Regions from separate parts of the Mus musculus genome. Here region 2 is linked to region 1. Evidence: chromatin loops called from intact Hi-C (ENCODE). Cell type or tissue: gastrocnemius. All regions are shown on one strand. Links, peaks and the distances in the headings refer to the core of each region. The heading gives the core; the rest is flanking DNA.

Evidence for each region. Peaks named below come from ENCODE experiments on the same cell type or tissue, not always from the same donor. Only the 100,000 strongest peaks of a DNase experiment are listed, where the experiment ranks them.
Region 2: a loop joins it to region 1, with 7 times the contacts of the local background. A loop is called at or near these places in 28 of 42 quality-filtered maps.

The regions. Positions count from the first base shown.
Region 1 is chr4:33,118,561-33,130,547 of GRCm38, forward strand. No RefSeq gene overlaps it. Among named protein-coding and RNA genes, the nearest start is that of Gabrr1, 8.0 kb to the right of the region's middle. In gastrocnemius, for the core only: a CTCF peak has its summit at 6,136 (motif pointing right); DNase peaks (open chromatin) are centred at 6,126, 7,009 and 7,315; H3K27ac peaks cover 380 bases.
Region 2 is chr4:33,287,464-33,299,450 of GRCm38, forward strand. No RefSeq gene overlaps it. Among named protein-coding and RNA genes, the nearest start is that of Rngtt, 17 kb to the right of the region's middle. In gastrocnemius, for the core only: CTCF peaks have their summits at 3,693 (motif pointing left) and 5,526 (motif pointing left); a DNase peak (open chromatin) is centred at 5,509.

The sequences.
Region 1 (11,987 bases), core at 3,926-8,925:
CCATGGCGACTGCAAAAGCCTAGGAGAGACCAAGAGAAGGAGATGGTGCAGCTCAGGCAACTGCCCCTTCTGGTCTGGCCGGTTGCTGGCGCCTCAGGTGGGCATAGGTCACCTGGCCGCTGCAGTTTCTCCGGCCAGCTGCTGCTGCAAGTGCAGTGGGTGGAGACCACAGGCTCCCAGGCAGGACCTAACACATCCCTGAGCCCCGTACCTGGAGCTGCACCTTTCTAGAAAGAAACAAAGGCTGAAGATCTCAGAATCAGTAATGCATGTTCGGAACGGGCAATTTGCAGAGGACAGAGTTTAAAGAAACTTAAGTACAGAAATAATTATCAAAGATTGAAAGTGGTAAAAGAGAAGTAATTGGAAATATTTTGTAAGTGTGCATAAACACTGAAAATAGGAAACTATAGACCGTCAAAGAAAGAAATACTAAGTTTAAATATAATAAAGTGAAGTCTCTGAAGGAAGAGTAGGGAAGGAGTTAAAAATAAATGGAAAACACTGTCAGAGGGTGTTTGGACCCTGTATAGGTTTGTTTTAATTATAAACATAGATCTAATTATGTGTTTGGTAATAATTGCAGTTTTTTATGTCCGTTCTAAGAAAGATAAAAGTAAAGTAGAATTAAATAAGGAAAGAACTGAGAGATGGAATGCTAGATTAAAAGCAATAAAACAGAAATTAGAGGATTTTTCAAATCAGAAAAAGAATTGTCTTGCTAGGTCTGAGAAATCCAATCGAAAGCCTATGCTGCCACCTAGTGGTGATATTTCAGGGTGGCAGTCTAGTCCCATTAGAAGACCAACAACGATTTTTTTCTTTTTTCTCTTCTCTTCTCTTCTCTTCTCTTCTCTTCTCTTCTCTTCTCTTCTCTTCTCTTCTCTTCTCTTCTCTTCTCTTCTCTTCTCTTCTCTTCTCTTCTCTTCTCTTCTCTTCTCTTCTTTCTCTTTCTTTCTTTCTTTCTTTCTTTCTTTCTTTCTTTCTTTCTTTTTTCTTTCTCTTTCAACTACAATAAGACAGCTCCAGGTGAGAGAAACATACAAGGCTGTGAAGATTTTGGATAGAAGCCCATAGAGATGCTAGATCTAAAAAGATTTAAAGAGGCAATGGTAGCTTATGGCATACAATCACCTTATGTGAAACAGATGCTTAATAACTGGCCCATGCAAAATGGTATAATTCCAAAAGATTGGAAAGATTTCATGTCAGCCATCTTACGACCTGGCCCTCAACTACAATGGTTGATACGGTGGAGAGAAGAGCTATGGAGCAATGCAATAGGACTCGAGAGGCATTAACATTGCCAGGAATCAGTTGCTAGGTGAAGGTTAGTGTGCTGGGTAAAGAATTAACTCAGCAGATTATGTTCAATGATGCCACCTTAGAGCAGTGTTGTACAGTAGCTTTAAATGTTTGGGACAAGGATGAACAATGGGGAAAGTGGTCTGACTTATTTACAGAAACGTATTTACCCAGGGCTCAGAAGAATCTTTCACTGACTGATTTATTTTATATGTGTACACTGTTGCTCTCTGCAGACACATCAGTAGAGGGCATCAGATCCCATTACAGATGGTTGTGAGCCACCATGTGGTTGCTGGGAATTGAACTCAGGACCTCTGGAAAAGCAGCCAGTGCTCTTAATCACTGAGCCATCTCTTCAGCCCCAGGCTAGACGTTGTCCCCAGGCCTCAAACCCTGACTCCATTCTTGTCTGCCACTCCCAGAGGCACCTGGATGTCCAAGAGTCTGAGAATCCCATGACCCTGGCCTCATCGCAGGCCTGGAGACCCCTGAACCAACTCAGACTTTCCAGCATCTCAGACTGTGCTTTCCTGCCCCAGGAGGGCGTCTCCGCGCTTCCCTACAGCCCAGGGTCGGGTAAGCTTGGTCAAACTTTCCACATTCTGCCTCCCCAAGCAGCCATGCCCAGCGGAGGATCCACCTAAAATAAGGGGTTTCATTGTGACTTTCCTACACATTCATAACACGTTTTGATCATATTCCTGCTCCATCACCCTTGCCCCCATCTCCTGGCTCTCTTGCTCTTCCTAAAATCTCTCTCACACTTTCATGTTTTCTTTTTAAAATCTAGATTCCTTATCACGTGGCAATTGTCCTTCTGAGTTTGTCTCATTTCGCTCAACTTGATCTCTAGTTCCACCCCCTTTCCTGAAAACCACGTGGTTTCATTCTTACTTATGGCTGAGTTACTATATGTGTGCATGTGTGTAGTTGTGTGCCAGGCTATCCAGTTGTGATGCACTGATGGGAGTTTAAGCTGACTGCGTATGGAATTCCACATGCCTGATTCCACTAGAACCTCTTGGTGTCGTGTGGCTACTGTGGATAGTGCCGCAATACATATGGGTGTTCAGGCATCTCTGCTGTGTGATAACTTTGTCTCCTTCCATGACATATCAGCGTGAGTTGGTGGACCATATGACTCAGTAGAGAGGCTCAAAAACAAAAGCCTTCTGAGCTCTTGTAATTGCAGAAAACAGCCAGGGCCCAACACAGAAAGGGTTCTATAACAAGCCTCTCTCCTCTCATTTCTGGGAGGGGAGCCTCCTGGTGGAAGAAGAGGCCTTATTATAAAATCTCCGCAGATGCTATGAGCCTGTCCTTCATGTAGACGCATCTTCAAGCTGACTGATTCAGTCTGGCTTCTCTCAGCTTCTCACTGAGTTGCTCTGCTTGGCTTCATATTAACTCTGGCAATTTGTTCTAATCTTCTGGCTCCTTCTCATTCTCTGGCTTATTCTATCTTCACCTGTGTCTAGCATGTTCTTTCTCTATAACCTGTCTGTCCCAGTAAAACTGCCTTCTTCCTTCTTTTCTCTCTCTCTTAAGTAGCTTCCCTCTCCTCTCTCTTCTGAGAGTCAGGCATATCCTATTCTGTCAAATCTTTCCCTTATTTGTCACTGTGTCTGCCACTCAATTACGGCAGAAGAGTACAGGTTACATTAGTATTTCTGTCCTCCCCAAGACCTCAAGGCATGTGCAATTAGGGCAGAATTACATCCAGCTGACTAGGAAGGATGGCCGGATACTCAGGAAAGGGACTTAAGAGGGAAGGTAAGCAGTCAGTTGCCCAACTATGATAATCTTTTGCCAGCCGGCCCAGCAGAATTCCAGAAAATGGTGCCAGTCACTTGGAGGAGGTCCTGAATGACAAGGTATGTGTGTAGGGGGTGTGCAGGTGCCTGTGGAGGCCAGAGGTTAAGGCTAATACTTTCTTTGGTGACTCTGCACCTTTTTAAAATTGGGTATCCCATTGAACCTGGAATGGCTAAACTGGCTAGTGAGCTCTAGGAATCCACTTGTCCACGTTGTTTCCCCGGTGCCAAGGTTATATACCCAGGCCTAGGCTTTCTGTGTAACCAGGACGCTCAAATTCAGGGTCTTAAGCTTGTGCCGCAGGCACTGCAGCAATGGACTCATCTACTAAGCCCTAGAAAAACATTTCCTAATCTAGCATCCAAAAATCTCTTCATGCTCACACTCCTCGGAGGTGTGTTGCATTGTCTTAAATATTCTGTTGCATTCAGTCTGAGAACATCTCCCCTTGTCGCTCATCCTTGATATCAGCAGGGCACTGCGACTCTCCAACCACGCTGAGCTCACACTGCCATCTGGAGGCGTCACATCTGCTGCCTCGGTTTCTGTAGCTGAACGGTTGTCAAGGGGGCTGACATTGGGGTCACCATGGAGTTCTATTGGTTTTTCCCTTAAGTTCCTCCAAGACTCTTATTCTCCACAGAAGCCTCTTTCAGTTTGCTTAGCAAAATTGAGCCATGTGGTACTGAACAATTCCAAATGTGCCTCTGTCTAGATGTTATCAGAAGGATCCTGGACTGCACTTTAGAAATCACCTGTTGTTTGCTATCCTAATGAGACAAGGAAACCAAGACCAAGAAACTCTGTTGAATTTTGCCTCTAGTATGTAATGTTCAGTCGAATTCCTTTTTCTTAGGGTCTCAAAGAAAAACTACCACATGATATTTATATGTGACATGTATTTATACATTTAGAAATATATACATATATTATATATGCATATATAGGGATACACAAATATATATACACACACACATATATATATATATACATATACATATGTATATATATAAGTTACTAAGTACATAAATATGGCCTCCTCAGTCTGTATAATATTACTTGTATGTATATTTTCAGGGTTAATCATTTGATTGAGAACCATTGGTGTGCTGGTTCCTGAAGATTTCTCCCACTCCCAGAATTCCTTGCTTGTCTGTAATTCTTTGGGTATGGTTAATGCTCACTATCACCCACCTACTATCTCACAGAAAATTCCCTGATCCCCTAGCTCTTACAGTCTGACTTAGGGTTTTCTTGCTGTGAAGAGACACCACGATGAAGGCAGCTCTTGATGTGGGAAGCCACATGTGCCGTTGCAGAGTGGTGCTAGCTACTGCTGGCCACCACGCATAAGTTTGAACAAACAACCAATGTGTACATATGCAGTAAAGCTTTTTGCCAAGTCACTGCCTGGCCCGGGCATGTTAATGAGGTACTGAGAATATAACCAATCAGATGTGAGACATGCAAATGAGGTATGTTAATGAGGTTCTGTGAGGTACTGAGAGAGAGTAGCCAATCATATGAGAAACATGCAAATGAGGCATAGTGTATAACCAATCCAGGTGTGAGACACGCCTCTCCTAGGCCTATATAAGCAGCACCAGTTCTGGGCTCGGGGTCTCTTCACCTCTGCAATCAAGCTCTCCCAATAAACGTGTGCAGAAGGATCCTGTTGCAGTGTCGTTCTGTGGGAAGCCACATGTGCCGTTGCAGAGTGGCACTGACTACTGCTGGCCACCACGCATAAGTTTGGACAAACAACCAATGTGTACATATGCAGTAAAGTTTTTTGCAAAGACACTGCCTGGCCCGGGCATGATAATGAGGCTTTGAAAGTATAACCAATCAGATGTGAGACATGCAAATGAGGTATGATAATGAGGCTCTGTGAGGTACAGAGAGAGAGAGTAGCCAATCAGATGAGGAACATGCAAATGAGGTGTAGTGCATAACCAATCCGGGTGTGAGACACGCCTCTCCTAGGCCTATAAAAGCAGCACCAGTTCTGGGCTTGGGGTCTCTTCACCTCTGCAATCAAGCTCTCCCAATAAACGTGTGCAGAAGGATCCTGTTGCAGCGTCATTCTTGCTGGTCGAGTGCGGCGCGCACAAGATCGTTCTTGTTGGTCAAGTCGGGCGCGCGCAAGAACAAAGGACAGTTTCAGAGGTTTAGTCCATTGTCGTCATGATGGAAATCATGGCAGCATACTGGCTGATGTGGCGCTGGAGATGGAGCTGAGAGTTCTACATCTTGATCTGAAAGCAGCAGAAGAAAACTGTTCCTGGGCGTAGCTTGAACTTATATCAGACCCTCCCTAGCCCTGGTGCAACACTTCTTCCAACAAGGCCTCATCTATTCTGCAAGGCCATACCTCCTATTAGTGCCACTCTCCATGGGCCAAGCGTTCAAACACGTGAGTCTGTGGGGGCCGTACCTATTCAAACCATCACGCAATCCTTCCACTTACTCTTCCAAAAGGATCCCTGGGTCTTAGGAGTGTTTCATAGATGTATGAGTTAGGACTGGACTCCACAACTCTGCATTTTGATTGGTTGTGGTTTTCTGCAGTGGTCTCTGTCCGTTGCAAAGAGAATTTTCCTTGATAAAGCATGAGGACTACCCTTATCTACATATCTAAGGACAGATACTTAGAGTGTCCTTAGGGACTCCGCTGGTTTAGTAAAGTACTTCTCTAACATCCATGACTTCATGAGGCCTGAGTAGTTGGCTGAAACCACCAGGCATGATTTCACCCTTGTTGAGCTGGTCTTAAGACCAATGGGAGAGCTGCTGGTTACTGCCAAGGTCTGTGTGCCACTGCTGTACCCTTGGTGTTCTCTTGCCACGCTGGTTGGTATTGTGGTTCATAGGCATCGCCGTTGGGTAGGACCGTTCTTCCTTTGCAAGCTTCATGGTGCCTTCTGGTCCTCAAAGGAGGAAGCTTTACAAGTTCCAGCTCAGGGGCTCCGCGTCTGTGTCTGAACAACAGTGATTTACCTTCCACCTCTAGAGGGCAACCAAGGGCAGCAGCAACAGTCTGTAATGTTTGGAGACTCTTGGAGAACCCTGCCTACCAACTCAACAGAGGGCTTCTCATGCCTGATGCTGGGGGTTTGGTTGATAGTCTTCAGCTCTTGAAGGAAGCATTATCAGCCCAGGTGGGAAATTTTCATTTAAACTATGTATTTATATACAGACTTAAGTGTATGGTAGATACTTAACAATATAATTCCTCAGACATTCTAACTGTTATTTTACCCTCCTCTCTCTCCTGTATTTGTCTCCCTTTCCCTCTCTAATTAGACACCCCCTCCCACTTTGCCCAGTCAGATCACGTGTGCCCTGGTATCCCCTCTTTATTGCCTGATCACCAACAGTGGCCCCCTTTTCTTTTTACTTTTCTGGTTTCTGCATTTATTTTAAGATATGTTCTCACATCTGAAGACGTTGAGCTGAAAGTCTCAGATGACAGAGAACATTTGGTATTCGTCTTTATGGGTCTGGGTTACCTAGCTCACTACGATCTTTTCTAGTTCCATTAATTTCTTTGCGAAACTCATGATTTGATATCATCTTTCTTTACAGCTGAATACATATACACTGTATGTATACTACAGTGTGGGTCCCCAGACCAGATAAGGGATGGTAGAACATTGCTCACACCTCAGACATCTCTCAGAGAACAGAGCAGGAATGGGATCTCTCTCTACCCTGATGAGGCTTGGACCTACTCACCTCCATAGAGACAAAAGCCACATCTCCATAAAGCCAGATAGGCCACTGTTTCCCTCCAGAGAACTGGCTTCTCAGAATCATGTGACCGGCAGTCTGCTAATGTAGCTGATGCTCTCGGAAGGCCCTTGCCTCTGCTGCAGCTCCTCCCCCTTGCCCTCCCTCTTTCTTCCCGCCCCCCTCCCCTGACTGGAGCTATATAAGCCAGCCCCACTAATTCAACAAACAAGCTGTTCTCTAAAACAGTCTCACAGGTCATTCACACTCACCCCCACCTGAAACCCCACTGCCCAGCTCCTCCTTATCCCGAGCCTCTGGATGATCAGGGGCAGGGGACCGCACACCACATTGTCATTATCCATTCATCTTTGAAGGGTATTTAGGTTGTTATTAATAGAACAGCAATGAACATGGCCAAATCAATGCCTGTGGAGTCGGACAGCAAGTGCTTTGGGCGTGTGCCAAGGAGTGTTAGAGCTGGATCAGATGGTAGGATTATTTTTAGCTTTGTGAGGATGCTCCACACCGGTTCCCACCGACAGAGAATGAGGGATTCCTTCCTCCGGCATCCTCTCCTGCATTTGTGGTTAGTTGTTTTGCTGACCTTTGCCATTCCCACTGGGATAAGATTGAAGATCTCAAAGTTGTTTTGATCTAAATTTTCATAATTGCTAAAGAGATGCTGAATACTGTTTTAGATATTTTTATCCACTTTTATTTTATTTTTTTATTTTGAGAACTTTCTGTTCAAGTTCCAGGTCCATTTTTTAAATGGGTCCGTCCTTCTCTTCCTTCCTTCCTTCCTTCCTTCCTTCCTTCCTTCCTTCCTTCCTTCCTTCCTTCCTTCCTTCCTTCCCTCCCTCCTTCCCTTCCTTTCTTTTTCAGTTCTTTGTATATTCTGGATATTAATCCTCTGTCAGATGCATAGTTGACAACAATTCCCCCACACTCTGTGGGCCTCCGCTTCACCAGGGTGATTATTTCCTTAGCTGTGCAGATTTTTAGTTTTATGGCAAAGTTGTTGACTTTAACTCTTGGGCAAATGAGTGCTACTCACAAAGTCCTTTCCTACACCTATATCATGTAAATCATGTAAGGTACTGCCTGTGTTTTCTTCTAGAAGTTTTGGTGTTCAAGTTTCTTAGGTCTTTGATCTATTTGCAGTTAATTTTCATACAAGGTGATAGATTTGGGTCTAATTTCATCCTTCTGTGTGTGGGCATCCATCTCCCCAGCGGTATTTGTGGAAGATGCTTTCTTTTCTTCAGCGCATGTTTTTGGCTTCTTTGCTAAATGTTAAATGGCTGAAGTCACCTGTACTCATGTTTGGGCCTTCAATTTTGTTCCATTGGTCTACATGTCTGTTTTTGTGCCAGTACCATATAATTTTTATTACTTTGGGTCTGGAATATAGCTTAAGACATGGAATGGTGGGGTAGGAGAGATGGCTCAGTAGTTAAGAGCACTGGCTGCTCTTCCACGGGTCCTGAGTTCAATTTCCAGCAACAACATGGTGGCTCACAAACCATCTGTAATGGAATCTGGTGCCCTCTTCTGGCATGCAGATAGAGCACTCATACATAAAATAAAAATTTTTAAAGAATCTTAAAAAAAAATCTGGAATAGTAGTCCCTACCCCCAGCACTGTTCTTTTTGCTCAGGACTGTTTTAGCTGTCCATGGAATCACAAATTCATATGTAATTCCATGTAGATTTTAAGATAGTTGTTTTTTTTTATCTTTCTATGAAGAATGAGATGCGGATTTTGATTGGAATTGAATTGAATCTATATATAGCTTTTGGTAAAAGGATCATTCAAAAAATATTAATTCTATCAACCTAAGAGCATGGGGGTATCTGTCTACTTTGTAGTGTCTTTGTCTATCTCTTTCTTTCGAGGTTTAAAATCGACACTGTAGGACTCTTCACTTCCTTGTGTAGGTTTATTACTAGATATTTTCCTTTCTTTAAAGCTACTGTGAATGGGAGTGTGCCCATGAGTGCCTTCTCTGTATGTTTGTTGTTGATGTATAGGAAAACTATTGATCTGTGAAAGTTGATTTTGTATCCTGCCACATTGTTGGATTTATCATTTGTAGAAATTTTCTGGTAGGATTTTTGGGATCTCTAATTTGGCATGTCATCTGCAAATATGGACAGTTGACTTCTTTCCCTATTTGTATGCCTTTAATTTCTTTCTCTTGACTTATTGCTCCAGCTAGTACTTCAAATCTAATATTGAAAAGAAATGAGGATAGTAGATGGCCTCGACTTGTTCCTGACTTCAGGGGGATTGCTTTGTTTTTCTCCATTTTCAATGATGCTGGCTGTGGGTTTCTCATAGATAGCTTTTATCATGTTAAAAGAAGGTTCCCTCCAGTCTTCTATTCTCTGAGACTTTTATCATTAAGTCACTTTGGATTCTGTCAAAGGCTTTCTCTTCGTCTATTGATGTGACCATGTGATTTTTATCTTTATATCCATGTGGTTTATCACATTTATTAACTTGTGTGTATTGATTCATCCTTGAATCTCAAGGGTAAAGCCAACTTTTTCATGGTGGATAATGCTTTTGGTATGTATCTGTATTTTGTTTGAAAGTATTTTATTGGGCACCTTTGAGTTTATACTTATTAGGAATACAGACTGGCCTGAGCTTTTATCTCCTTGTGCCTTTACCTGACTAGGATATTAGAGTGACACTGACTTTATAGGAGGCATTTGGGAGAGATCCTTCGGCTTCTGGTTTTGAATAGTTTAAAAAGCATTGCCTAGAACACCCAAGCTACAATCCACAAAACATATGAAACTCAAGAAGAAGGAAGACCAAAGTGTAGATACTTTGATCCTTCTTAGAAGGGGGAACAAAATACCCATGGAAGGAGTTACAGAGACAAAGTGTGGAGCAGAGACTGAAGGAATGACCATCCAGAGACTGCTTCCCCTGGGGATCCATTCCATATACAACCACCAAACCCAGACACTATTGTGGATGCCAGCAAGAGCTTGCTGACAGGAGCCTGATATAGCTGTCTTCTGAGAGGCTCTGCCAGTGCCTGACATAGAGAAGTGGATGCTCACAACCATCCATTGGACTGAGTACAGGGTCCCCAATGGAGGAACTAGAGAAAGTACCCAAGAAGCTGAAGGGGTTTGCAGCCTCATAGGAGGAACAACAATATGAATTCCCAGAGCTCCCAGGGACTAAACCACCAACCAAAGAGTACACATGGAAAGACCCATGACTCCAGCTGCATATGTAGCAGAGGATGGCCTAGTCGGTCATCAATGGGAGGAGAGACCCTTGGTCCTGTGAAGGCTCTATGCCCTAGTATAGGGGAATGCCAGGACCAGGAAGCAGGAGTGGGCGGGTTGGTGAGCAGGAGGAGGTGGGAGAGGATAGGAGGTTTTCAGAGGGGAAACCAGGAAAGGGAATAACATTTAACATGTAAATAAAGAAAATATTTAATAAAAAAAGAAAAGAAAAAGGTCTTCTTTAAATGTCTTATAGAATTATGTTGTGAATCATCTAGCTTTGAACTTTTTCTTTGCTGGAAGGTTCTTTAATTATCGTTTCAATCTCCTCACTGTTATATATCTGTGGTGGTTTAAATGGGAATGGCCCCCATAGGCTCAGGTGTTTGATTTCATGCTTTTCAGTTGGTAGAAATGTTTGGGAAGTGGGCTTGTTGGAGGAGGTGCATCAGTTTGGGTAGGCTTGAGGTTTCAAAAGTTCACACCATTCCCATTTAGTTCTCTCTGTCTCTGTCTCTCTGCCTCTTTCTCATTTTATGTATGATATCATTTAATTCTGATGTGTCTTTGTCTATTTTTTGTCCAGATGACCTGTCTACTGGAGAAAGTGGGGTGTTGAAATCACTTACTATTGATGACTGGTTTTAATCTGTGTCTTTAAATCCAGTAGTGCATTTTTAAAAATGTCTTCTTAGTTAACTACTCCCTTGATAAGAATGAAGTGTTTCTCTTTATCACTTCTGATTAATTTCAACTTGAAGTCTATTTTGTCAGATATTAAGATAACAATGCCTGCTTGCTTCCTGGCTCCATTTGATTAGAGCATGTTTGTTTATTCTTTAAGGCAGTTTTTATCTTGAAAGCTGTGTTCTTTGTAGACCAACCGACAGATTTTGTTTCTTGATCCACACAGTCAACCTATGTCTTTTGATCAGAGAATTGAGGCCATTGTATTTAAAGTTGTTATTGAAACATGTATGCTAGTTGTGATCACTGTGTTGTTGGTAATCATGGATTTGTATTTCTTTCCACAGTCTATTAGCTGTGCTCATTCTTCTTTTCAGCCCACAATATTGCTTCCTAAATTTCCTTTGTATTTGTTTTTTTAGGTGTAATTTTAAAATTTATTTATTTATTTTATGTATATGATGAGTACACTGTAGGTGTCTTCAAACACCAGAAGTGGGCATCAGATCCCATTACAAATGGTTTTCAGCTACCATGTGGTTGCTGAGAATTGAACTCAGGACTTCTGGAAGAGCAGTCAGTGCTTTTAACTGCTGAGCCCTTTAGGTATAATTTTAAAAGACTTTTTATATTATGAATTTTTGCTTTCTCCTTGAGCTATGGCAGATAGTTTTGCTGGGTATATTAGTCTCGGTTTCCCATCACAGTCTTTTAGGACTTTGAAAGCATTGCTCCAGACTCTTCTGGCTTTCAAAGTTTCCAATGAGAAATCAGCTGTTACTCTAATGGGTTTTCATTTATATGTGACTTGTGTTTCTTCTCTTGATGATCTCAATACACTTTCTGTTATGTATATTTAATGTTTGGACTATGAGATGCTCTTTTCTGGTCTTGTTTATTTGGTATCCTGTATGCTTCTTGTATCTGTGTGGGTGTGTTCTTTTCTTAGTTTGGAGATGTTTTCTTCTATGATTTTATTGAAGATCTGGTCTATGGCACTGACTTGGGATTCCTGTGCCTTATCTATGACTAGTATTCAAAGATATAGTTTTTTCATGGTGTCCCATATTTTCTTTCCTATGTTTTAAAGTGTTTTTGTTGTTGTTGTTGTTGTTGCTTATCTGCTTTAAATCTTCTGCTTTATCTTTGAGTCCTGGTACTCTGTCTTCATTCTACTTACAAGGCTT
Region 2 (11,987 bases), core at 3,184-8,183, 170 kb after region 1:
TGACTCCTGTTCAGTTGTGATATATCATAGAAGACGAGGGCACACAAAGACTGTAAGAGCCAGAACAGCAGGGAATTTGCTGTGATATGTCTTCTAGTATTGGCAGAAGTCACACTCATAAGGTTGCGCCAACACAACTGCCCAATAAGGAGCTGAACTAGAGCAACAACAGACATGTGAACAATTATGCCAGGAAACAGCCGTGAACCCCAAAAGACCACCAAGAAGCGGATTTCAATGTAATTGAAGTAGGGTCTCTGCCAACCCTGACACAGCAGGAAGGTGGAGCCCTGAGCCTAGTTTCAGCCAAGCATGTAGAGAGGCAAGAAAGGGTCATTTAGCCTGATACACTTCTGATTGGGGGCCCATTATGGCCTTAACATAATTGACTGGTGCTGGGAGCCAAACCATAAACCTAACTTCTGTTTTCCTCCTGATTTGTGGTTGTTAAGAAGTGAAATGTTAGAAGTGGGCTTGTAACCTGGGGGTGTAGATTTGTTGGGGAATAACCTGGAAACTGGTGCTAGACACAGGCCTTGTTTGGGGGTAGCCTATTACTTAACTTGAGTTCAACCTTAGGTCAGACTCTCTAAGATGGAGTCTGAACCCAAAAGATTTGTTCCCTCACTGACATGGATGGGGGTGGGAGCCCAGGAGACTTCAGTGCCTCACAGAGAACTATAGACAACTAAGAAATAGTCTTCCCCAGGGAAGAGCACACCAATCGTATCCATCACCAAACGGTCAGTTCTGAAACCATACATACAAGTACCATTATTCAGTCTGAGAAGGTTGTATTCATGCATTTAAGTGTGTGTGTGCTTATGCACGTATGCATGTGTGGAACAACAACTAAAGGAAGAGAAGCCATAAGTTTGAAAGAGAGCAATGTGGGTTGGGAAGGTTTAGGAGGAGAAAGGTGAAGGGGGAAATGATATGTTATAATCTCAAAAAAACCCCACAATTATTAAAAATTCTTTTCCTATTTTATATCATTCTTGGAGAGTTACTTTTGTTTTAATGTTTAAACATGTGTGTGTGTGTGAGAGAGAGAGAGAATAAGAGAGAGAGAGAGTGTGTGTGTGTGTGTGTGTGAGAGAGAGAGAGAGAGACAGAGACAGAGACAGAGACCACATAAGGGTAGGGCACACCCCACAGTGCTTGTACAGAGGTCAAAGGACAGTTTGGGGAATGGATTGTCTCCTTCCATTACGTGACTATAGGGATAAAACTCAAGTTGCTAGGCTTAGTGACAAGTGTCTTTATAGTGGAGCCATCTTGGGCAGCCCTGTTTTGATTTTAGAGCCTGACTCTTGTAAGAGGGCCCTGGCTGGCCTGGAGCTCACACGGATCCTCCAGCTTCATCATCACAGGCAAATGCTACCATGCCCGGTTAGTGAAGATTTCTAAGGACCAGGCTGCACTAGGATTATAACTCCCAGAGCCAGGTTGTGAGGGGATCTGGCTTGATAATCCCCCAAGGAGTTCCACTACCCAAAGGGCCTGATGACACACTGGGTAGAGTTGGCTAGAATATATGTAGTTTTTTTCTCCTACCATCTCAATAATTCAGGAAAGCACCCCCTTAGAGAAGAACCCCCATAGAGATGTATTTTCTGTTTCATATGGTTCCAGAAAGGTATAGAGACTCTCTCTCTCTATGCCCTGTCTCCAGAGTCTTCCTTCCCAGTCTACACAGCCAGCAACACCTTCCATGACTACAGCGATATCTGAAATGCTCACCCACATTACAGAAGCGATTAGATAACAATCTCTTTGGTTGCAGAGCAGTCCTGGGGATGCATTTGAACACAGTGCCGCAGGCTCCTCTCTGAGACTTGGCACTGCAGCTTACTGATCACCTCTTAGGAAGCCCTGCGTCTGCAATTGGGTCACCTCAACCATTTTGTATTAACTCTTAGTTTGCTGTATATGGTGAACGTACCGACCGCAAAGCTGACTCCTTACCCTATGATATCTCACCAAATATATGCTCACTTCCCCATTTTGATTGACTTTAGGCGAATGGTAGAATGAAACTTTAAATACAGACCCAGGGTCCCCAACAAATGGTGTGAAATGACGGTGTTATAACAGGAAGGGTAAAATCATTCCAACACGGCAACCGTAAACCTCACCACCACGACATGCCCTCAGTGAGTTCAGATGACCCAGTCCTGCCCTTACCATTGGTGTCTTTCTGTAACTTCCTTCCTATTTACAGTCCCCAGGCAGAAAAACTTACAATGCAACACACAACAAAAACAAAGCAAACTCACCAGGAACCACCTCTCCGGGAGCTTGCTGATCCTGCTAAGACTTAGTGTGGTGAGACTTCTCTGATTGAATCTACACCCAATCAGTCACCAGCAATGAGAAGAAACTCAGACTTAGTCGGTCTGGGTACCAGGGATTTAAAACACTGCAGCTCACTCTCATGGGTAGCCAGGACTGCACCCCAAACCAAAACTTCCTCACATGAATCCACATTGGAACAACTACAATAATATATTTTGAAATCTCTTTCTTACCTCAGCCCAAAATGATTATGATGTGGTTTAAAAAAATTACTTGTTGCAGCAGGAACCCCACTGAAGGGAGAATGCTTGTCTGTCAAGCTGGCCACGGCCCATCTGGGGCTGAGAAAGTCAGTGTAGAAGCAAATTCAGGTACATTTTATCATTCTGGTTTCGGTTTGTCAGGCAACAAGGGGCAGATTTTACAGAAAAATAATTCTTAGAAAACCCCTGATTGGTTGGGGTAGTGTTTCTAGGAGGCTGATTGGACCAAGACTGTTTCCAGGCAGTGGATTGGTCGAGTGGCTGTTTCCAGGCTGTCTAGCCAGTGGATTGCATGGTCTCCAAGGGTTACTCAGACCACAGTGTGCTAACAGGTCTTTAAAGCTTGTGTTTTGGAATAGTAATTTCCCCTATTACAAAAGCGTATTGAAGAAAATGCCAGCACTCTAAGAACACCTCGCAGGGACACTGCCCATTTCTAAAGTGCATCTTCCCTAAGGGCTGCGAGTACTCTCTGATGCAGAAGCTTCCTAAAAGGATTTTTTATTCACAGCTCAAGGGAGTGGCTTGGGCTATTCCATAGAAAACTGGGGGGCTTTTAAAAAGGTAGCCATAGGCCACAGAGTATAGTTCAACTGGTGGCTTGTTTTCTAGCTTCTCTTTCTACTTCTTAAGTACGTAAAGCCATTCTTATTTGATATTGGAAGGAAAACTTGCAAGAAAAATGTAGATTGGGCATGTTAGTTCAAGACTAATCCCAGCACTTAGGAAGTGAAGACAGGAAGGTAAGAAATTCAAGTGTGGTCTCTGGTATGTAACAAAGCTTAGCCTGGGTGGCATGAAACCTTATCTCAACAAACACAAAGAAAACGGGGGCTCCAGGCTATCCTAGTGGGGACAGTGCTTGCTATGCAAGTGTGAGGACCTGGGATTTTAATCAGTGAAGAGATCAAATTCCCAACACTGATGTAGAGATAGTTTATTCAATTCTTAGTTTAGAAAAGCATCTCCCATGTTCAATATTAGCTACTAACCTCTTATATGAGGAAGCTGCAAGAGGGCGGGGAGATGGCTCAGCAGTTAAGAGCACTTGCTGCTCTTTCAGAGGTCCTGAGTTCAATTCTAAGCAGCCTCACGGTGAATCTCGACCATCTATAAAGGGATTTGATGCCCTCTTCTGGCATGCAGGTGTGCAAACACTCAGACATTTTAAAAAAAAAAAGTATCACTAGTTTGAGAGAGAGAGAGAGAGAGAGAGAGAGAGAGAGAGAGAGAGAGAGAGAGAGAGCGTGCTTCAGGACTGAGGCAGGAGGGTCAGGATTTCTAGGTCATCCTTAGCTATATAAAGGGCATTTGAAACCAACATGGCTTACCTACCTGAGACTCTGTCTTCAGAGAAATAAGTGAAATGCAGAATTTCAGGTCCACGCCAAACCTATTGAATTAGATTTTACATTTAATGACCTCGCCAGGTGATGTTGTGCCTTTCAAGTTTCAGGGGCAAAGTTAAAACCTTGGGCCCCGAAAGGTTAATTTTTTCCCCCTTAAAATCTAATATACATATAGAGTCCAAGCTAGCCTGATTCCAGGTCTTCCTGCTCGAGCCTCTGGAGTACTGAGCTTACAGGCACGCACTGCATTACCTGGCAGTCTTCAGCTAGGTGTGACAGATGGTAGAATGCTTGAGCTGTGTGGGTGATATGGTGATAGGACACTGTGGTTGTAGAGGCTGGAGCAGGAGATCCTCCTGGATCTATAGTAAGTCTAAGTAACTATATAGGCTTGGATGTAGGTCAGATGATAGCATGTTTGCCTTATAACGTACAGAGTTCTGGGTTTTGTTTGCCTCTGTCCCCAGAGGCGAACAAAATGAGATGTGATAGAAAGCGCCTATAATTCCAGCACTCAAGTAGAATAGGGACCATCAGGAGTTCACGTTCATCCTTGGGTACTCAGGGAGTTTGAGGCCACCCTGGGACACGTGAGACTCGGTCGCAAACAAACACAAAACTTGCAAACCAGAAATCAATGAATGAAAGAAGTCCTGGTTGAGAGTCAATAAATCTGTAGTTTTGTAAAGTTGTATGTGATGGCACACACCTATAATACCAACATTTGAGGGGGGAGGGGAGGAGGAGGAGCAGGAGCAGGAGGAGAAGCAGGAGGAGGAGGAGGAGGAGAAGGAGGAGGAGCAGGAGGAGCAGGAGCAGGAGCAGGAGGAGGAGAGCAGAAGCAGGAGCAGGAGCAGGAGGAGCAGGAGCAGGAGCAGGAGCAGGAGGAGCAGGAGCAGGAGGAGCAGGAGCAGGAGGAGCAGGAGCAGGAGCAGGAGCAGGAGCAGGAGCAGGAGGAGCAGGAGCAGGAGGAGCAGGAGGAGGAGCAGGAGCAGGAGCAGGAGCGAGTTCTAGGTCAGCCTGGGAGACAGAGCCAGACCCTTCTTTTCTCAACAGGAAAGAAAACATCTGAAACCCATAAGTGACAGAGCTGGGGTACGATGAAGCTGTCCTGGCAGATTGCAGTTTTTCATATTCTCCCTGAACTGAGAAACCCGATTCTCTCAAAGTCTACAGGGTCCCATATCTATTAAGCATAGCTGTGCACACCAGCAATAATTGGTGTGAAAACTGTCTTATCTCAACTGAAAGGGAAATCAGCAGCCCATTGAAATCGGTTGAACATCATTGAAAACAGTTGAACTAAGTTTTTTATGGCACACAGAAGCTGATAATTATTATCTGTGAAAGGCACAGCAGTGCTTAGAGAGCCCCCTCCCTCCCATCATCATTACACCTTTGTAATGAGGTTACCGACATGAGCTGGACAGCCAGAGTACCGGAATAGTCACGGCTACTTAATCGAGGTAGGTCAGGCTGGCCTCTGCTACTATGAATCTGGTGGTGGAGCCAAATCCAACATTAGGAGTGGAGCTGAATTCAAGAAAACTTGACCAGACCTCATTTCTTTTGAGTCGCAAATCAATGAGGTGGATTCCCTGGGCTGTAGCGCCACCTGGTGGAAAAACATTAGGTGTAGCATTATTCCGATTTCATGGACGGAAAAAACGGAAAATAAAGTTTATTTTTTCACCCGATTCTATCTAACTCCTCAGTAGTCGGTGTATACAGTTTGGTTATTTGCGATACTTAAGGCTGATGATGGAGTTAGTTGGTAGAGGACTTCCCTCAAATGTGTGGTGACTTGGGTATATTGCCAGGCACTGCATAACCCATACAAGGTTGTCCACTTGGAAGATACAGGCAGGAGAAGTTCAAGGGCATCTTCTGGTTACATAGATGATTTGACGTCAGACTGGGATTCATAAGATTCTTTGTTTTAAAAGAAAGCAATAATTGCATCACTGAGTCCATTCTGTCTTTTTTTTAATATTTATTTATTGTTATATATAAGTACACTGTAGCTGTCTTCAGACATCCCAGAAGAGCGCGTTAGATCTCATTACAGATGGTTGTGAGCCACCATGTGGTTGCTGGGATTTGAACTCAGGTCCTTCAGAAGAGCAGTCAGTGCTTTTAATTGCTGAGCCATCTCTCCAGCCCCCATTCTGTCTTCCAGTCCTGAGAGAACGAATGTCTCAGAAAATTGAGTGCCATTTGTACTTATCTAATGCTGCATTTGTGTTCTCTTGCACGGGCTTTGCTGTTGTTAAAAGATTTTTCGAGATAGGGTTTCTCTTTATAGCCCTGACTGTCCTGGAACTCACTCTGTAGACCAGGCTGGCCTGGAAATCCGCCTGCCTCTGCCTCCTGAGTGCTGGGGTTAAAGGTGTGTGCCACATGCTCGGCTTTTATTTGTATTTGTATATAAAAGATTTTATTTGTATTCATGTGTATGTGTGTAGATGCCTGACATGCATGCTAAGAACCAAAGTCTAGTCCTCTGTGAACCCAGCAATTAAGTGCTCTTAACTGTGGAGTCTCTCTAGCCCGTTGTCTGATTAGCGAATGAAGGAACCACAGATGATGATTGAAATACATTGAAGAGAAGTAGCTCAAGGCACTCAGCCAGAGATGCCAGACCTGCAGGATTCTGAGCCTCATGAAAGATGCTCTTTCCTAGATAGCTCAGGGATGTAGCGATCAGAACTAAGTTGATTTATGGAAGATAGGGACACCAGCTGGGACCGGAAGCTGTAACTTTGGCTACTTTGAAGCTGAGGTTTAAGGCCACCAGTCTAAGGCTTTCATGGGCTACAGAGTAAGTTTAAGGTTAGCTTGGATGATTTATCAAAACTGTGTGTGTGTGTGTGTGTGTGTGTGTTGAAATTACAACAAACCAGGTAATGCTGGGACATGCCTTTAACTCTAGAATTTGGGAGGCTGAGGCCGGTAGATCTCTATGAGTTAGAGGATACCCTAGGCTAGGTATTGAATTCTAGGCCAGCCAGGGTTACATATGAAGACTCTATCTTTAATATACACATTTAAAGCTAGAGGGACTTGCCTCAAATAGGGTTTCACTGTGGTGACGATACACCATGACTATGGCAACTCTTACTTATTTGTTTGTTGGTTGGCTTTTTTTTTTTTTTTTTTTTTTGGTTTTTCGAGACAGAGTTTCTCTGTGTAGCCCTGGCTGTCCTGGAACTCACTCTGTAGACCAGGCTGGCCTCCAACTCAGAAATCCGCCTGCCTCTGCCTCCTGAGTGCTGGGATTAAAGGTGTGCACCACCACACCCAGCTGTTGGTTGGCTTTTGAAACAGCACTTTTTTGTGTAGTTCTGGCTGTCCAGGAACTAGCTCTGTAGACTAGACTGGCCTTGAACTCCTGCCCTTGGGATTAAAGGTATGCACCACCACTGCCTAGTTCATGGAAAGTTTTTTTTTTTTTCTTTAAAGACTTACTTATTTATTTTATGTATGTGAGTACGCTGTCTTCAGACTCAACAGAAGAGGGCATCAGATCTCATTATGGATGGTTGTGAGCCACCACGTTGTTGCTGGGAATTGAACTCAGGACCTCTGGAAGATGTCTTAGATGACCTCTAAGCCATCTCTCCAGCCCCCGTGGAATGTCTTATAAAGGAAAACATTTAACGGTTTCCAAGCTTTAGCTCATTATTACCTTGGTGGGGAGTGTGGGGGTGTGCAGGTAGACATGGTGCTGGAGAAAGAGATGAGGGTTCTACATCCAGACCAAAGGCAGCAGGAAGAAAATGATGCACTAGGCCGGGCTTGAGCTTCTGAGACCTCAAAGCTTTCCCACAGTGACACACTTCCTCCAACAAGGCCACACCCACTGCAACAAGGCCACATCTCCTCATACTGCCTTTCCCTATGAGCCTATAGGGCCATTGCCTTCCCTCTGTTGTCTCTAGACTTACTATCAAGCCTGCTGTGGCCATCCCTAAGGAGCTCCTCCTCCCAGTGCACTTTATCCCCTGCACACTCCATCCCTTGGTGAAGACTTAGGGTCTGTTGCCCTGCTAATTAAGGTTGAAGTCTACCATTGCCCTGATAGCTTTCTGAGCTTGGTACAGAATGGCGGACTTCCTTTGTCAGTGAGGTTTCCTCTTCTCAGCCAGAGGGACCCCCAGACCCCACCCCCTATACCTGTGAAATGTCACATAACCTTGGTTAAGGTTACAGGTCCAGCTTCCTATCTCCTGATAAGAACCCGTTCAGCAGGGACCCGAGATTTCTGAAATGCTTCCCCATGCTAATGAGGCATCTTGGTTCCTTAAACCTTCAGCCAATGGTCCTTCCCCACCGTCCTGCCCCCGGCTCTCCCCAAAACTATATAACCTTTGAATCATCCACATAAAGCTGATCTGTCTCCTCACGACTGGTCCCCGTCGTTATTGTACATACTCACAGGGATCCTGAAGCCCAGCCAGCATCTGTCATCATCCCCTGTGGACCTGATATCAGCGAGCGACGTTAATTAAAGTGTTCGGCTTTGGTAGTCTAAGACACTTGCATTAGTTCTTCTAAATCTCTGTCCCTTTTGGAAAACATCCATTATCGCCTTATAAAATAAGAGCTCAGTGTCTTATGAAAGCTAATCTATAATTATATGAGCTGGATCAAAGGGAATCCTACACTATTATAAGGGCCTTTTAAACACAAATAAAATAGCAGTACAGGTCACAGCTTTGCACAGTGAGCTCTCAAGAGATGAAAAGGTACCTCCCCCAATCAAACAGGTGATTTCATCAAATAGAACAAAAAAGACATTGCTTCAAAGATTCCCTTTGGCTGTAGAGGAAGGTTTTTTTTTTTTTTTTTTTTTTTTTCCAGGTACCAACTACCAACCAGCCAGTGCCAGAGCAGCCAAAATACAGGACATAAACCCTTAGGTTTTACTTCTCACCGCAGACTTGTTTGAGTTCCTCCTGTGAACCTGACCACATCGACCTCAGAGGTGCTGCATGGGATTCACCTTCAACAACACCAACAAGAAAGTGTGCCAGGTCGCTAAATAGTTACAGATACATTTACATATGGAAATTCATCCAATCTATTTAGTATTTTGCTTGGTATATACCTAAGTGATTAAAATAATGCTAATCTTGATTTTAGGAAAACCACAAATGAGGATGATATAATCCCCTGCCCCATTAGTTGTATTTTTGATATGTTCATTCAGATATCACCACGAAACCACATCTGGGTCACGATTGCTCCTGGACCTGACATGATCCAGAAGTTTCTTCCATCACGGCTTTATCAGTTTTTCCTCTTTCCTCTTCCACGTTCCTGCTTATGATTTAGTCTCATCTGTATCAGATCCAAGGGACATGAAATAAAACATTAGAATAAGGTTTGGTCTCCGTGCAAGTACAAGCTGTGATGTTGGAGGAGGGTCTTTGAACAAGTGAGCTTTGTGAAAGGCTGAACTTCAGTGACTGTGAAATGGTGGGGATTTTGCAGATCTAGGGCCGGATGATCTGCAGCTATCTTCAGATTCCTTCATGGCTATTCATTGTCCACCTCTGTGTTTGAGCTAACAGGCCTATCGCAGGAAGCCTTTTGGGATACACTAACCTGTATTAACCAAAAAAGCACCTGGGCTCTGGAGCAGAGCTTTCCCACTCTTCTGTGATGGCTAACCTCAAGCGTCAACTTGAGAAGACATCCAGCTACCTGGAAGATGGGCCTCTGGAAGTTCCTGTGGGGACATTCTCATTGGGATGAGGTGGGGTGAGATGCACCTACTGTATAAAAAGGAAAACGTGAGCTGAGCCCCTGCGCACTTTGCTCTCTGCTTCTTTACTCTGGATGTGAGGCGACCTCAGCTGCTTCAAGCTCCTGGTGCTGTCACTTCCCTGCAAGGATAGCCTGGAACTCTGAGCTTCGAGCCAAGATGAGACCTTTTCCCTTGAAGATTTTTTTTGTCAGAATATTTTATCATAATATCAGGGAAAAGTAAGCTAATACAGAAAGGCGGTGTTGAGGAATGGGGCCTTTGAGGTGAAATGTAGCGGCCAGCAGCCCCAGGTTCCTGGCATCCTGAAAGGAAAGCTGGAGGTGGATGGGAAGGATGGTAAGAAAAATAATGAGCCAAGACAAAGTTCTCTGATCAAGGCTCGATCTCTAATTGTAGGGTCTTGAATTTAAAGTGGGGAGACCCATCCCCCACTTTGCGAGGATCTTGATCTCGGTGTTTTGTGTGTGTGTGTGTGTGTGTGGTGGTGGTGGGGGATCTCGTCAGGGAAGCAAGCTCAGGCTGTCCCTGAACACAGGGAAAAACTTTCCCAGGCACTGTTTGCAAAACAAAAGAAGGTCACAAGCTTCCCTGGGGCTGTCTTGAGCCCTGCATTAACTCATCTGAGCATCTTGGCCCTCCTGCAATAAGGACCGATTTTAGAAGAACAATTCAACTGTCTATGCCTCTAATTTTTGATACTCTTTCTTAAGATGACTTACAGTTAAAACGTTCTTCACAACTTTGGTGTTGTGAAAAAATGGCCCGTACTGCAGTTTCCTGCCAGGCAGCAGCTATAGCCAAACTGATTGTTTGAGGGTCTAATCTATGCACAAAGACTAGCTAGATAACTCTGTCCCAGTTTTGTATGAAATGAGCTGTATTAGCACTCTCATAAGATGATTACTCTTATAATTATCCTAATTACAATATACAGGTGAATTAAAGATCTTACATTTGTAATCAAACTGCAAGCTGCAGTCAATGGAACATTGGCAAATTTAACCATGATTTTTAAGTTTCTTTTGCAATATTAGCATATATCTATAACTTTTGGAAAGCAAGACCCAATTTTAAACAATTTATTTTCCTTAAAATCAATACTAGAAACATCACTATCACGTTACGAAGTTTGGCTGCCAATTCGTTAATGCATGACAGTTCAAATTTTAATGTTCCATTAAAGAGACATTGTTTTAAAATCTTATCTCTATAAGTCTACTTTTTAGGATAAGAATTACATAAAATATTATCTCAATTTAGAAGTATCTTTAGAGGCCTAGTTTTCTGGGCTGGTTTATGCCACATGTTTAAAATGACTCTAACCCTGAGTTACCACTTTTAAGCTAACTGTGTAACCCGTGTTACACCTTTATAATCATACCCAAATAACTTATAAGGCAATTCTCTATGACCAAGATATGTAGATCATATTTATACCTTTAAGACCAATCAAAAACCAAATGAAGTGGCTACACGAATCTTTATAAATTTAGATCAATCAAAGAATTTTACTTTTTATAGCTATACTTATAAGATAAAAAAGCACTTTGTCATTTGTTAAACACAATAATCACAAAATTGCAGAGAATTTTTTAGGAAAAAACAACTATCAGCTTATTTGCCTTAGAACTAAGAGGTTGCAGACCCCTTTTTTTGAAAAAAACAAAACAAAACAAAACAAAACAAAAAAAAACCAGTTTTTTAGTAGGACCTCTCTTGCTGTGCTTGATGTTTGGCTAAAGTGAGGGGCCTCTCTTAGCCTCCGTTGTGCAAACTGAGAGTGAATTAGGAGGTAAAGTTTTAACCATTTATTTTTTCTTTTAAAACAGTCATTCAGACAACGAAACAATCATTTAGACAACTAAACAAAAACAACATGAATTGACACGTGATTGGTGCACCAAACATACACAATAAAAAGAGGGTAGAGAACTTTTCCTGTAGGAGCCAGAGAGGATAAAACAGGGCGTCCCCCGATTTCTCTCTGTCCCTGGGAGAGTTCTAAAATCCATTTAAAAAAAAAAATTCCTTCCTTTCCTTTCCTGCTTGTAAGAGGCAGCTTGTCAAACCAAGATTAAAACCCAAAATTTTCTGACAGCTTCCGGCAAGCATCTAAAACTTCCAATTTATTTAATCTGAGGGTAATTCTCTGAGAAAACACACAATCTCTATATACTAAATGTCTCAAATAGCCTAAAAGTTTACCATGCTGAATCTTTTTTGAAGCCATCATCAGTCCACACTTAGTCAAATATTTTATAGCCATCTGTAAAACTCTCTCTACATTTTGCAAACAACAAATAC